Linked DNA regions of Homo sapiens: all the other regions are linked to region 1. Evidence: chromatin contacts called from ENCODE Hi-C or POLR2A ChIA-PET data. All regions are on one chromosome and are shown on one strand. Each heading gives the region's core, a stretch centred on a gene start or an enhancer-like site at or near the end of the contact. The rest is flanking DNA. Distances are from core to core; before and after follow the strand shown.

The links. A loop is a pair of places that touch in the nucleus more often than their neighbours do. ChIA-PET counts read pairs that join two places held with the same protein, here RNA polymerase II (POLR2A). Pooled maps may share reads with other maps.
Region 2: a loop to region 1 is called in a pooled map, with 3 times the contacts of the local background. The contact joins the enhancer-like site here to the promoter of PHACTR2-AS1 in region 1. A Hi-C loop is called at or near these places in 8 of 37 single-sample maps with no recorded cell type and 2 of 50 pooled maps. POLR2A ChIA-PET finds 5 or more read pairs at or near these places in 1 of 52 experiments (H1).
Region 3: a loop to region 1 is called in a pooled map, with 2.8 times the contacts of the local background. The contact joins the enhancer-like site here to the promoter of PHACTR2-AS1 in region 1. A Hi-C loop is called at or near these places in 8 of 37 single-sample maps with no recorded cell type and 2 of 50 pooled maps. POLR2A ChIA-PET finds 5 or more read pairs at or near these places in 1 of 52 experiments (HCT116).
Region 4: a loop to region 1 is called in a pooled map, with 5 times the contacts of the local background. The contact joins the enhancer-like site here to the promoter of PHACTR2-AS1 in region 1. A Hi-C loop is called at or near these places in 2 of 37 single-sample maps with no recorded cell type and 6 of 50 pooled maps.

The regions. Positions count from the first base shown.
Region 1 is chr6:143,567,447-143,570,666 of GRCh38, forward strand. PHACTR2-AS1 (PHACTR2 antisense RNA 1) reads right to left here and starts at 1,893. Exons shown (of 3, transcript NR_027113.2): 1 at 1,414-1,893. It also overlaps a transcript of PHACTR2 not described here.
Region 2 is chr6:144,332,665-144,335,790 of GRCh38, forward strand. All of the region lies in intron 2 of UTRN (utrophin), which reads left to right. Among named protein-coding and RNA genes, the nearest start is that of UTRN, 49 kb to the left of the region's middle. Within about 2 kb of position 1,712, at least 15 of the 41 ENCODE cell types and tissues checked have a DNase peak (open chromatin) inside an H3K27ac peak, as active enhancers do.
Region 3 is chr6:144,352,443-144,355,825 of GRCh38, forward strand. All of the region lies in intron 2 of UTRN (utrophin), which reads left to right. Among named protein-coding and RNA genes, the nearest start is that of SNORA98, 52 kb to the right of the region's middle. RefSeq lists an enhancer at 1,906-1,995. Within about 2 kb of position 1,474, at least 6 of the 41 ENCODE cell types and tissues checked have a DNase peak (open chromatin) inside an H3K27ac peak, as active enhancers do.
Region 4 is chr6:142,691,514-142,694,616 of GRCh38, forward strand. No RefSeq gene overlaps it. Among named protein-coding and RNA genes, the nearest start is that of HIVEP2, 250 kb to the right of the region's middle. Within about 2 kb of position 1,563, at least 2 of the 41 ENCODE cell types and tissues checked have a DNase peak (open chromatin) inside an H3K27ac peak, as active enhancers do.

The DNA of each region.
Region 1 (3,220 bases), core at 643-3,142:
GGAGTGCAGTGGCATGATCTCAGCTCACTGCAACCTCCACCTCCTGGATTCAAGTGATTCTTCTGTCTGAGCCTCCTGCGTAGCTGGAACTACAGGCACACGCCGCCGCGCCTGGTGAATTTTTGTATTTTTAATAGAGACAGGGTTTCACCATATTGGTCAGGCTGGTCTCGATCTCCTGACCTCAGGTGATCCACCTACCTCTGCCTCTCAAAGTGCTGGGATTACAGGCGTGAGCCACCGCCCCCTATCTTTGATTTTGAAATGCCAGTCTGCATCAGCTAGAACCTTCCCTACACTGGGGTACTGAGTTGAGGAATGAACTTCCCTCTGTGTTGTTTGCTCTGTGAAACTTTTGACCTGTCTGTGTAATCCTTAGATGTATCGAGGTTTAAAGTATGCTCTGAGATTTGGGAGAGAAGAGAAGGGGTTTTAAAAACAGAAGCAATTGAAGCATTGAGCGTCAAACTTTACCTCTAGAAACGTTCCAGCGATTCCCACGACTCTGTCATGCCCTGGAGAGAATTTTGGTATAGTCGCTATGCATCTTTTCACATAATTATAATCACATACGCAATTTTACCCTTTCTAAATTCACCATGATATTATAAACACTTATTTTCTGTTGTTACATATTTTCCTTTACCTTGATTTTTTTAAAAAAATCCATAATATCCAGGCCTTCTTCCTTGGAAAACAAAACCACTGAGTAGTGACACTCAAGAGTTAAGGGAACAGAATCCCAGACCTGGTTTTGCCACCAACTAGAGATACCACCAAAGGATTGTCCCCTGAGTTCCCTGAGTTTTCTCCTCCATGAAATGGGTACCATAATTCTTACTTCACAGGACTGTTACAGAGATGAGATGAATTAAGGTTATAGGGCCCTTGTAAACTCTAAATTAATATTCAAAAATAAGGTGTTAATGTCTATCTTTAGAGGCAGTAAGCAAAGCTGTAGAAACTAGGTAGTTAGTTCTCTCTGCTGATCAAGGCTATGGTACTCAAACCTTGAATCTAGAGCCCAACACTTAAGGAGGGAGAACCTGTGTGTTCAGGCTGTGCTCCAGCTGCTGGCTCAGGGTAGGGGGTCTTCCTCCCACATATAAGCAAGAGGAATCACTAAAGCAGAGTTCAAATATTCAATCCAGAAAGCAATCAGTAATGGAAGAACTGTAACTCTGGTTTCTTTATAAATGGAGCTGAGAATCCCAGGTATTTCTGATAATTTAATGAAGGTTTATGAAATTTTCTTAGTCTTCCCATGCCTTTGTATTTTGATTTTTAGAATGAATGTACTTCAAGCTTAGCACGTCCCTTATACACTGTAGGAGTATGATAGATCTATGTTGACCTGAATGAAGGTATGAGCAGAGGGGAATTATCCACGCAAGTATGGTATTATTTACTTTCCTCTTATTATTGAGCTGGTGATTCCAGTATTTCCACGGAATAGTAGATCAACAGGCACATTTCGGATTTGACTAATCAGAGCTGCAGATGTGGTCTGACAGTTCCTCTCATCCACTCAGTTCTGCTCTCTTGGTTGCTTTCTCGATTCCTATTCCCAGATATATTTCTCCCTGGAGACTGTTTTCTTCTGGACTAGTCTCTTAATCTTCCCAACCCATATTTGGAGAGATGTTTCGTGCTCACCCGTGACCATGAGAAAGTGTTGCACTTTCTGGCCTCCCTTGCAGTTAGGCAGGGCTATGTGATTGGTTCCAGCCAGTGTGGGCTGTGAGGGAAAGAGGTGTGTTACTTGTGGGCTGAGACAGTGAGAAGCTCGTGCATAATTCTCCAGGCTTTCTTTCTTCACCTCATCAACTGAGGAGACCACAAGTTCAGGAATCATAGCCACAGGATGGTGGAGCCGCCATTGGCCTCAACTCTGAGTCACCATGGCAACAGTCTCCTTGGAGAATCATGTGGCCCACAATGGACTTTATGTAATTGAGAAATCCATTTTTGTGATGTCAAGCCAATGATATCTGGGGATTATTTGTGACAGTGGCACAATTGTGTTTATTCTGACTACACATTCCATCTCTAAAATGGCCTCAGTCTGTTCTCTGATTTTAAACCTTTCTTGTATGTGGGGAGTACATCCTGAAAATTTTGATGTATTTATATTATTTAGATTATATTGCCATATTTTCCAAACTGTGGCCTACATACCACTGGTGGTATGTAGGATATTTTTATGTGGAATATAGATAGACATACCTGTTTTTTAAATATTTACATGTATAATTCTTTTCCACTTATGGCAAGTGATGTGTCTTTCCCATTCTTAGTGGTTGCATAAATGCTTCTTTTACAATAACATTGGAGAAAATGAAGTGACTTAAGGAGAAATATCCAGCAGATAAAAGTATAATTGATGTGCAGATATGGCAAAAGTCTGAGAAATGCTATTCAAATGACTGAAGATTTGGGAAGTGCTGCGTGTGATAAGTTATATGGTGGAATGTCTTAAAGAAATCTCCACCAGACCAGGAGATTTTCATTTTTGACAACCAGTTCACAGAATTCGATTCAGTAGATGTTTTTGAATGAGTAAACATTACTATAAAAAATGTTTAAATCTAGGAACCTAAATAATAAAAGTCCCAGTCCAATCCTTTGAGGTCAATTTCATTGTTTTTCTCCTTATTCTCTGCTCTTAAGAGATTCTGTTTCCCTTAAGTGTGTTAGGCTCAAATCAGATTTAACCAAAGATCAGCATTCGTGGCATCATAACATTTAAGAATTTAAAATGTGTGCATGACATTTTTAGAAATAATGATTTGCTTTGCTGATATTAAAAAACGAGGTTGCTGTTGGTCTGAGTCACAGGTGAAGCCCCATTTGTTTTTCCATTCAGCCACCCGCTGGCCCTAATCACAAATGTCTTTGTACTCACAGTCATCTTATGCAGGGTTTGTACTTCGGCTTCTCTCACTGTGCTGGAGATTAAAATGTGAGATGAGGAGTAACACACTTGCCAGTGACATGGAAGTAAATATTATTGTTTTTGGGGGGTGACATCGACTGCATTTCAAATACAGCCATGAAAATGTTCTATCAATAGCTTTCTATCGATTGGCAGTTTTGTGCCTTTTCAGTTCAGCTCCCAGAGCTGGTCCTGATGAGGTGACTGGCAACTCACCCCAGGTGTGGCAGGCCCCTCCCCACTCTCCTGGGGCTCTCCCTCTCCCCGCTTGCTCTCCTTCCCTAA
Region 2 (3,126 bases), core at 462-2,961, 770 kb after region 1:
ATTAAAAAAATTGAACAAAGAGTATCATTAAGTCAAACCGTTTTTAATAGTAATTTTGTAAAGTTATTTATGACACTATTTTTTATGTATATTCTCAGTTCTCTAAAACCTGATAATTTTGGTGATTTACTCTTATCTGTGCTTTGAACACTTTATTCTTATAATTAATATCATTATTTTTAACTTACTGAAACCTTTCAACTTACGTAATCAGTAATGTTCTCATGCTGATATTAACCTTTTATTTATTTATTTATTTATTTATTTATTTATTTATTTATTTATTTGAGATGGAGTCTCATTCTGTCACTCAGGCTGGAGTGCAGTGGTGCGATCTTGGCTCACTGCAACCTCCACTTCCCGGATTCCAGCCAATTCTCCTGCCTTAGTCTCCCAAGTAGCTGGGATTACAGGCTCCCACCACCACACGTGGCTAATTTTCGTATTTGTATTTTTAGTAGAGATGGGGTTTTGTCATGTTGGCCAGGCCTGTCTCGAACTCCTGACCTCAGGTGATCCACCCACCTCGGCCTCCCAAAGTGCTGGGATTACAGGTATGAGCCACTGAGCTCAGCCTGATATTAACCTTTTAATTCAATACAGTCTTCCCATAACAGACCTTCTCCCATTGATGGGCTCATTTTTATTGCTCTTTGTTCTCTACTGATTCTGTCAGTTTTTAGAGCCCATAAAATAGCTTCATTTCTATACCGTCTTATTCACATTCAGATTTTTCATATAGCATGTCACACACAGTATAAGACATTTTCCATAACATATTATGAGTTGATGATTTCTGTCATGTTGAAGAAGATCATACAGCAACACTTATCTTGTAAATTCTCTTATAATGCCAGGTAAAAAAAATGTTATGTGAAATGGCACATTGAAAGAAAGGAAAATCTAAAGGTGGATTGCTTAAATGATTGTGATTGTTTTTCCCATTGGATCTTCTGCAGATGAGAATTCCCTGCATAGATCACCCAAGGGGTGGCAGATCGGGCTTCTCAGTTTCAGCCAGGGGTGGACGGTTTGCATCTCCTGATGTGTTCATCAACAACATGATGAAGCCAGTGTCCTTGGCTACTGATTCCAACCTTTTGTTCTGTTCTTGGAGAAATGGGGAAAAAGATACACTTATATACTAGTGTAGATTTTGGTTATCTTTATTTGTGAAGAAAATTTTTTGTTTACCTCTCATTTTATTCATTCGTTCAGTAAATATCTCATTTTATTCATTCGTTCAGTAAATATTTATCCACCCACCTACTATGTGCTAGGCACTGTGATAGTCACTAGGTATTAAAAAAGTACATTGATGATCGATGCTAAGATTATTTTCAAACTATTTTAAGAGAGGACTCCTAAATTAAAAGAAATTATGTATCAACAGACAAATGCCCTTTTATTTTTTTCCCTACAAAATTGCTGCTGGCTAGAGAATGATGATGATTTGCACTTCTGACATCATTGCCTAATGTTGGGTTTCTGTGCCTGGGCTCTTTATGCTGTGGAGGCAAATGGTGCTTTGAGTGTCTTAATTTCACCGGAATGCTGCACCTGTTGCTGGCTATTCTTGCATATGAAATCCAGACCCTAGAGTCACTTGCTTTCATTTCCTTTTCCTCCTCCCTCTTTCCGGTGTGTGTTTGGGGGGGGTGGGGGTGGTGAGGCAGGGTGGGGGCAGCAGATTAGTAGCTTCTGTGAAGAGTAACCACCTTCCTGTTCCGTCAAGGCTATGATTTTAGCGCCCCCGGGAGTGGTAGTGTTGCGTCACTCTGTCATCTGTCGCCGAAAGACTCATAATCCGGGCAGCCTCAAGAGTTTGAGGCGTGGGTTTGTGCCCGAGTTTGGGGTTCTAGGGGAGGGGTGAAGTGGAACAGGCTTTCAGCAGCTGCTGCCGCCACCTGATACCTGGAACCTTACTGCTATTGAGGAACATGTATTTCCTCTTGGCTTCATTTGCTGTTTGGCTATGACTGAGGAAGACAGGAGGTATTGCATAGTATCATTTACTTTCATAAACATAACTTTGACATCTCTAGGCTTCATGTTGGTTCAGGCAATGCTCTCGAAAGCCAGGGAGCTGCTTTGCAAGATGCATGCTATGGCTGAAGGAACGGCTCAATAGCTGGGAGCTGGCCCTGAGGTTTAAATCCACTCACAGCACGAATTTGGTGTTTTACTTTGTGTCCTGAAACCTCAATAACCTCATTTTTCAAGTGAGAGTTGAAATATTGACACAACTTAACTTTTAAGAATTTTGAAGGCATCAGTGAAAATAAATTGAACGAACTTTGAAGTTCAGAGATCTCTAAAAGTGAATACAGACCAAATTATATCCTGATGATCAAGTAGGAACATCCGTAGTTCCAGTACTATAGTTCATTGACAACCTCCAGAAAGTTACGGTAGTCTAACATTCCTTATTTAAAACCAACTTTGCCATGTTTAATTTATTTATACTTTTATAGATAGACAGATTTACTACTGGACATTCTCTGGCAGAGAAAAATTTCATGGAAAGTGAAGTTTAATGTGAAATGGCACATAAGTGGTCCTGACTTGCAAACTCAGGAATGGCTTGTTGACCACTGTCCTGGAATAAGAGAGCCCAGCTTTGTTCTTGTCTTATTTCTGGATCGCCCTTTCTCCTTTGTACCTTCTGACATTGTTTCTGAGTTCCCTCCTCCCATCTGCCACCCGCTCCTTTGCAACTCTGTAGAGCATTTTAATAACAGGTTGTTTGTGCCTGTCTTGCCTCTGCAGCACTCACTCCCACCTGTTTCCTCAGCCTCTGACTTCTCCTTTCCCCTTTTTGGCATGCTCTGACCTGCCTCCGTAGTTGAACCCGATTCCTGAGGCAATGATATGGCAGGTCCCTCAACTCTCCATCTATAGCACTTGCCTTGCCTGGCCTGGGAACCGGCTCTTTCACTGCTGTACTGCATGGAACAGAGTAGGCACTGCTTAAACCTATCAGCTGCCTGGCTCTCTCAAATGCTCTTTCCAGGAACTCTGGCACTGTGAACCCACTGCTGAATCTCGTGGCTCATAAATAAACTCTCAAGTGATAATTGTGACTTGAATTCTCTAGTTCTTACCTGACCACCTCTTAATATCATC
Region 3 (3,383 bases), core at 224-2,723, 780 kb after region 1:
TTAAAGAGGGAGGTTATGGACATTTTGCAAGTTGGTTGAGGCAATAGTTCTCATTTCCCTTTTCATGTCCCACGGGACATGTCATATCTGTCTGCCTCCCTCCTATGCATTTCTCCTGCTGTTGCAAGGAGAATCTTATGTTTTATGATGAAAATTTATTTGGTGACTAAGTGAAGTGTGCACTATTCTTTTAAAAAGTCCTTGAGATTGCATTCTGTATATTTGCTGAATTTGTTACTAGGCCTTACGCTGCAACATTTCTGAGTAATCAAATCTAAATAAAAATAAAAGGTCGTTCAAGGTAAATCTATGTCTTGATTACTGAAATAAAGTATTGACATTTATTTCCCATAATTTGGGAAGTTATTCAGTAAATAATATTTGCCTGGTGTTTTATAATGAATCATTTTTATCATATTGGGTTTGTGTTAGGAAGACTGTCAGCATTGATTTTCCAGTAGTTTTCTAAATTTTCTCATCTATTTATGTTTCTTCTTCTTCTTTTTCTTTTTTTCTTTGAGACAGGGTCTTGCTCTGTCAACCAAGCTAGAGTGTAATGGCATGAGCTAGGTTCACTGTAGCCTCGATCTCCGGGGGTCAAGCAGTCCTCCCACCTCAGCCTCCTGAGTAGCTGGGATTACAGGCATGTGCCACCACGCTCAGCTCATTTTTCGGATTTTTTTTTTATTTGGGTAAGAGTCTCGCTCTGTTGCCCAGGCTGGAGTGCAGTGGTGCGATCTCAGCTCACTGCAACCTCCCCTTCCCAGGTTCAAGCGATTCCCTTACCTCAGCCTCCCGAGTAGCTGGGACTACAGGCGCATGCTACCATGCCTGGCTAATTTTTTGTATTTTTAGTAGAGATGGGGTTTCACCGTGTTAGCCAGGAACGTCTTGATCTCCTGACCTTGTGGTCCACCTGCCTCTGCCTCCCAAAGTGCTGGGATTTTAGGCGTGAACCAACGTGCCCGGCCCTTCTGATTTTTTTTTTTTTTTTTAAATAGAAACAAGGTCTCACTATTCCCAGGTTAGGGTCTTGAACTTCTGGGCCCAAGTAATCCTTCTGCCTTGGCCTCCCAAAGTGCTGGGATAACAGGCGTGAGCCACTGTGCCTGGCTATTTATGTTTCCTAATTACTGCAGTGCTCATGTTTCTGTCAGCTTCAACTATGCCACACATGACTAGGAATTAGAAATAAGAAAACAGTAACCAGCCTGGCCAACATGGCAAAACCCTGTCTCTACTAAAAATACAAAAATTAGCTGGGTGTGGTGGTGAGTGCCTGTAATCTCAACTACTTGGGAGGCTGAGGGACGAGAATCGCTTGAACCTGGGAGTCGGAGGTTGCAATGAGCTGAGATACTGCCATTAAACTCCAGCCTGGGCAACAGAGCGAGACTGTCTAAAACAAACAAACAAACACACACAAAAACAAAAACAAAAAAACCAAGGAGCCAAAAATAAATGACTCAGTGAACATTTATTGAGCAACTGTGGTTTGCTGGGTGCTGCGGTCGTTGTTGTGAAGGTGCTGGGATGTTTTAAAGTTGGTTTTAAACTTAAGGATTCTACTTACTGGCAGCCTAGAACCACTGCATATGCCTTGCAGAGATGATGATGGACACTTGTGTCCTCACCTGTGCAGTGCAGGCACATCAGTGAAGAGCCTTAGATTCTCATTTTGCAACTGTTTTCACACTTGGGTATCGGTTTCTAGATCTAAAGCAGTAAATGAGAAAGGCAGTGGGTGTGAATGCTGCTATAAACTGACACCCTGACAATAACGATATGCTTGTTGACAGGCTGATTGCAGAGGAGATGAAAAAATAAAGGGCAGAACAAAAAAGTCTCAAAGCTCTGCCCCCTGCGTCAGTAGGAAGCTGTATTTTGCTACTCAAGTAGACTAACATTGGAGAAATAATTAGCAAGTGAAAAAGTTCTTCCACCGAAAGGACAATGCAAGTTAAGGCAGGTAGTCTGGTTTTCTGTGCTGCAGCATCCAACCACGTTCTAGAATCCTGTTTTCATATTTTGTTGGACCCAACTGGATTAAAACAAAGCCCCTTTCTCTGGCTGGGTAGTGGCCCGAGTTAGGCAGTTTCCAGTGCTCTAATTGGTACTTTGGAGCCAGTGTCCAGTGACTTTCAGAAGCAGGGTAAATGTTCTTGGTATTGAGCAGTTCTCTGCTGGATGCCGGGCCTGTCCTCATGGTTCATGCTGCCCTTAGATCATCAGCCATTCACTCCTATGGTCGGTCAAGGACACCTTCTCTAGGAATTCTCTGCTGACTTCCAAGTGTGGGTTGGGTGCCCCTCTTCTCTGCTTTCTCCTTCCCTGCTTGGATTAAATTCAGAGATTCTAAGATGTCTTCATCTGTCACAACATTCATGATGGATGTTACCCATCAGTGTTTTTGAAAACGAGGTCTATCTCTGCACGGTGTTGAAAGATAGGTGGAACTTATCTTTTAATAATCTCTTCAGGTGGTCATTGTGTATGTTTGAGAACCTCTCCTTTAGACCATGAGCCTGAAGAAAGTCCTGTTCTTGTCTTTGAATCTTTAAACCTTCCCTAGCTCCTGGCACGTTTTTTAGTTGCTCAGATTTTTTGTTGTAGTTCAGTGAATGAGGTAGAATTCTGGTAATTTTTTTGTTGTTGTTCGGTGAATGAGATATAATTCCTGTTAAAAAATGTGTGGAAAGCAGGTATGCCTATGGAATCCAAATCCAGCAATGTGATCAAAAGCCGCTTGAAGGATTTTCGAACATTTTTCATTTCTTTCTTTTTTTTGAGACAGAGTCTCTGTCACCTTGGCTGGAGTGTAGTGGTCCAATCTCGGCTCACTGCAACCTGGGCTCAAGGGATCCTCCTACCTCAGCCTCCAGAGTAGCAGGGACTAAAGGCATGCACCACCATGTCCCACTAGTTTTTGTATTTTTGGTAGAGATGGGGACTCCCTATGCTTCTCAGGTTGGTCTTGAACTCCTGGGCTCAAGTGATATACCTGCCTCTGCTTCCCAAAGTGCTGGGACTATAGGCGTTAGCCACCATGCCTGGCCCATTTTTTCTTATTGTTTTGTAAATCAACATTATGTGAAACCTAAAATTTAATATGGATATACAAAAATAGCTTTTTTATTTTCTTGCCCAAGAAAATAAACTGTATCTTTATTATTTATATTTTTGCCGTTTTGAAATAAGCCTTTTATTTTAGAATAATTTTACATTTATAGAAAAGTTGCAAAGATGGTATGTAAAGTTCCCCAGTTACCACTTTTTGCCACTGTTACCCAGTTTTCCCCACTGTTAACATCTTGTTACCCAGTTTTCCCCACTGTTAACATCTTACATTACTATGTTACGTTGATCACACTTAGTGAACTGAT
Region 4 (3,103 bases), core at 313-2,812, 880 kb before region 1:
TAACTATTAACATATAACCTGTAGTTATTAATAGTTATGATTAATAAAGTCATAGAATCTCAGATTTGTCAGGGAACTCAGAAGTCAACTTTCCCAGCCAATGTAAGACAGTATGAAAAATCCTTGGCCACACATGCGGATAAAGGATTGCCCATGGCTGGGAATGTATATCCTTTCCTGCTGCTCACTGGTCTACACTAGCAGGTAAGAAACACATTTGTCTCTAAACACCCAGCCCAGTGGTACATGAAATGATCTTCATCTATTTGTTTCTCAAGCATGAAATGATAGCCTACACACAATCTTTTCATATTGTAGTCACTCTGTGATCTTTCAAAATGAAAATAAAGAGGTCTTGTCACTAGGTGTACAATCTATTTTCCTTGACTTGAAATCTCATCTTTTATTTCTTCAAAGCACATAAGGACTTTATCTTTAATTCTATCTTGTATTCTGTTATCAAATCCATTTGTTGTTGTTCTATGTCTGCTCAGGATGTCTGAACATTTTTACATAGAGTAACTTTAAGTGTGAACCTAAGTCGAATTCAAAACAAGACATCTAACTCTAAGAAAAGCCTTAGGTAAAACTTTGAATATATTTATCTTGAATGCTACAAGATGTCCAAATTATCCCTAGACATCCTCTCTTCACTTTCTTCAGACACCTAACCCTTCCTCCCTCTGCCACCTCAAATTCAAAATTCACACTTAGGAGAAAGATTTGTAATTTTTTCAAATCAAAGCTTATAGTAGAAGCCAATCAACTAATTCTGTAATTGTCTCTTAAACACCCTAAACTATGCAGGACCACTTCATTGCAAAAACAAAATAAACTCTTGAAATCACAAGGTAATATATAGCAATTAACAATTCAACATTACAAACAGTAAGTGCTATTGGTAAATGCTACTTAAGTTCAGGAAATAAAAGGTAATTATCTTTGAGCTGACAAATTTACCGCACTACCAATAAATGAAGGAATTACTGTATAGTGTGCTAGCAGGGATCCTGGGAGATCTGGTGGAGATAGAAGTTCTAGCTGAACTTCAGAACCCTCCAATACAAACAGGCTTATCTGAGGGGACAGGTCAGTCCTGCACACTATTGCAAGTGTTATCAAAGTGTGGTCCACGGACCAGCATCCTCTACACCACTTGGGAGCTTGTTAAAGGTACAGAATCGAGGGCCCCGTCCAGAACTAGTAAATAAAAAATCTAGATTTTTAACAAGCTCCCAGGATGATTATTCATATGCACATTGAAGTTTGAGAAGCTCTGGTCTACACAGTGGCGATTCTGCTCAGTTTCTTCGCATTTTAGTCCTGGGCTTTCAAAGCTACTTGCTTTTTTAAATCAACTATTAATTTGTAGCCTACAATTGTCACAACTGCAAAATTAACTCATTACTTAACTTTATTCTATTTCTCATGCATTTCCCCCTCAACGTCCCTTTTTCTCCAACGGTGGTCCCTTGAGAATGACAGATTTTTCACCACCCAGCAACCAAGGCACTACCCCACATCCTACACGAGGGGGCGCATGAGGACTAAGATTCGGGATCTTCTAGGCCATCTTCTCCACAGTGATTTTTATCAGCGACGGCCCCCTTTCTCCAGGATTGGTTTCCCAATGACATCACTTGGAAGCATGAAGAGTTGCTAGAATCCTCTCCTCCACTCACAAGCCAGGCATTTCCTGAACCCTTGCTGCGTTCGCCGCTTTCCACCCCATACCATTTCCCTAAGAGACAAGCATTCAGATGATCTACCCCCAGGGGTCCCAGGGAAGGAGGGAGAATCATTGCTTTAAATACAACGGCAGATCAGAGGGCCCTTGGTCAATATCCCTGCTCTCATTTCTCCTGTGTTTCATCTTCCATCAGGTCATACAGCCTTGAAAGTCTTTGACACATCACCCCTCCCTTCAGATCCCCACCTCTCCAATATTTCAGCAGAGCTTGGTCTTTTATAATCTAATTTTAAAAAACTCTTGCTCCATTCTGTTCTTTTACTGCAAACAGAGAGTAGCTGAGTGAGTGGCGTGAGGATGAAGAGTCCAGAGCTGAGGCTTGTGGATTTCCTGGGAAGTTACTCACTCAACCTTTGGCCTGGGGAATAATTAGAAAAATGAATGTTTCATTCCCTTGAGAAGGCTTTTTCTTTGTCCACTGGAACCCAATACTGGCGCTGTGGCTGTGTTTTAGAGAGTGTCTAGTGGCGCTAACTTGCTAAATCCATGAGGTTTATCACTGTTATGCACAGTGCCCACCAAGTGTTGGCAACAAGCAACTCGTAAATGCATTTTGGCAATTACTATGAAATTTTCAGTGTCATATGGGTCTTCCACCTCCTAAAAGCTTTTGTCCTGATGAAAGCTTTTATTTTAACTGTAGTTTTTCCCTAATAGGGCTCTATTTCAAACTTTAACAGTTGTAATTATTTGTATCAACGTGCAATCCCACACTTAAACAAATTGGAGCCCACTCCAGAACAAAATTAAAATGGCTTCAAAGAATGACAGAAAAACATTTCTTTTGGCAAGGAATAACAGGAAGGCAGAAGGAATACAGGAGAGATCCAGTGGAGAGGATAAAGCAATGGGAGGCCTTTCCACATGTGTAGCCTCTTAAAAAAATTGCTACCATTCCTTATGTTGCCTATGCAGGATACAACCCTATCTCTTAGTAAAAATGGTCTCCCCACCCCCACAATTCTTGTGGCTATTACCAAACAGTGCTTCTTATAAAAGAAAAAGAATATGACAAAGCAACCACAAGGAAGGTTAAAAAAAAAAGATAAAACCCGGGGCTAGAATACACCCAGTTGATGCTCAATAATGATTGACTTAAATGTTTGTGTGGCACAAGGTACAGAGTGGATTTCTTTCACATCAATCTGGAAATTCATAGCTTCTTCAGGCTTCTTGTCATACATATCGTGTGAAATATTTTATGACACGGCTCTGTGGATCCTGAAATGCTCGGTCCCGTTCTGTCTGAAAGTAGCACTTCTCTCTTCCTGTTGGGCCCCTCACCAAGAGCCCTTAGCGTCTGAGGCATCTCCCTGGTTATACTTTCATCAGATGGTGAAGCGGCCGTGCATT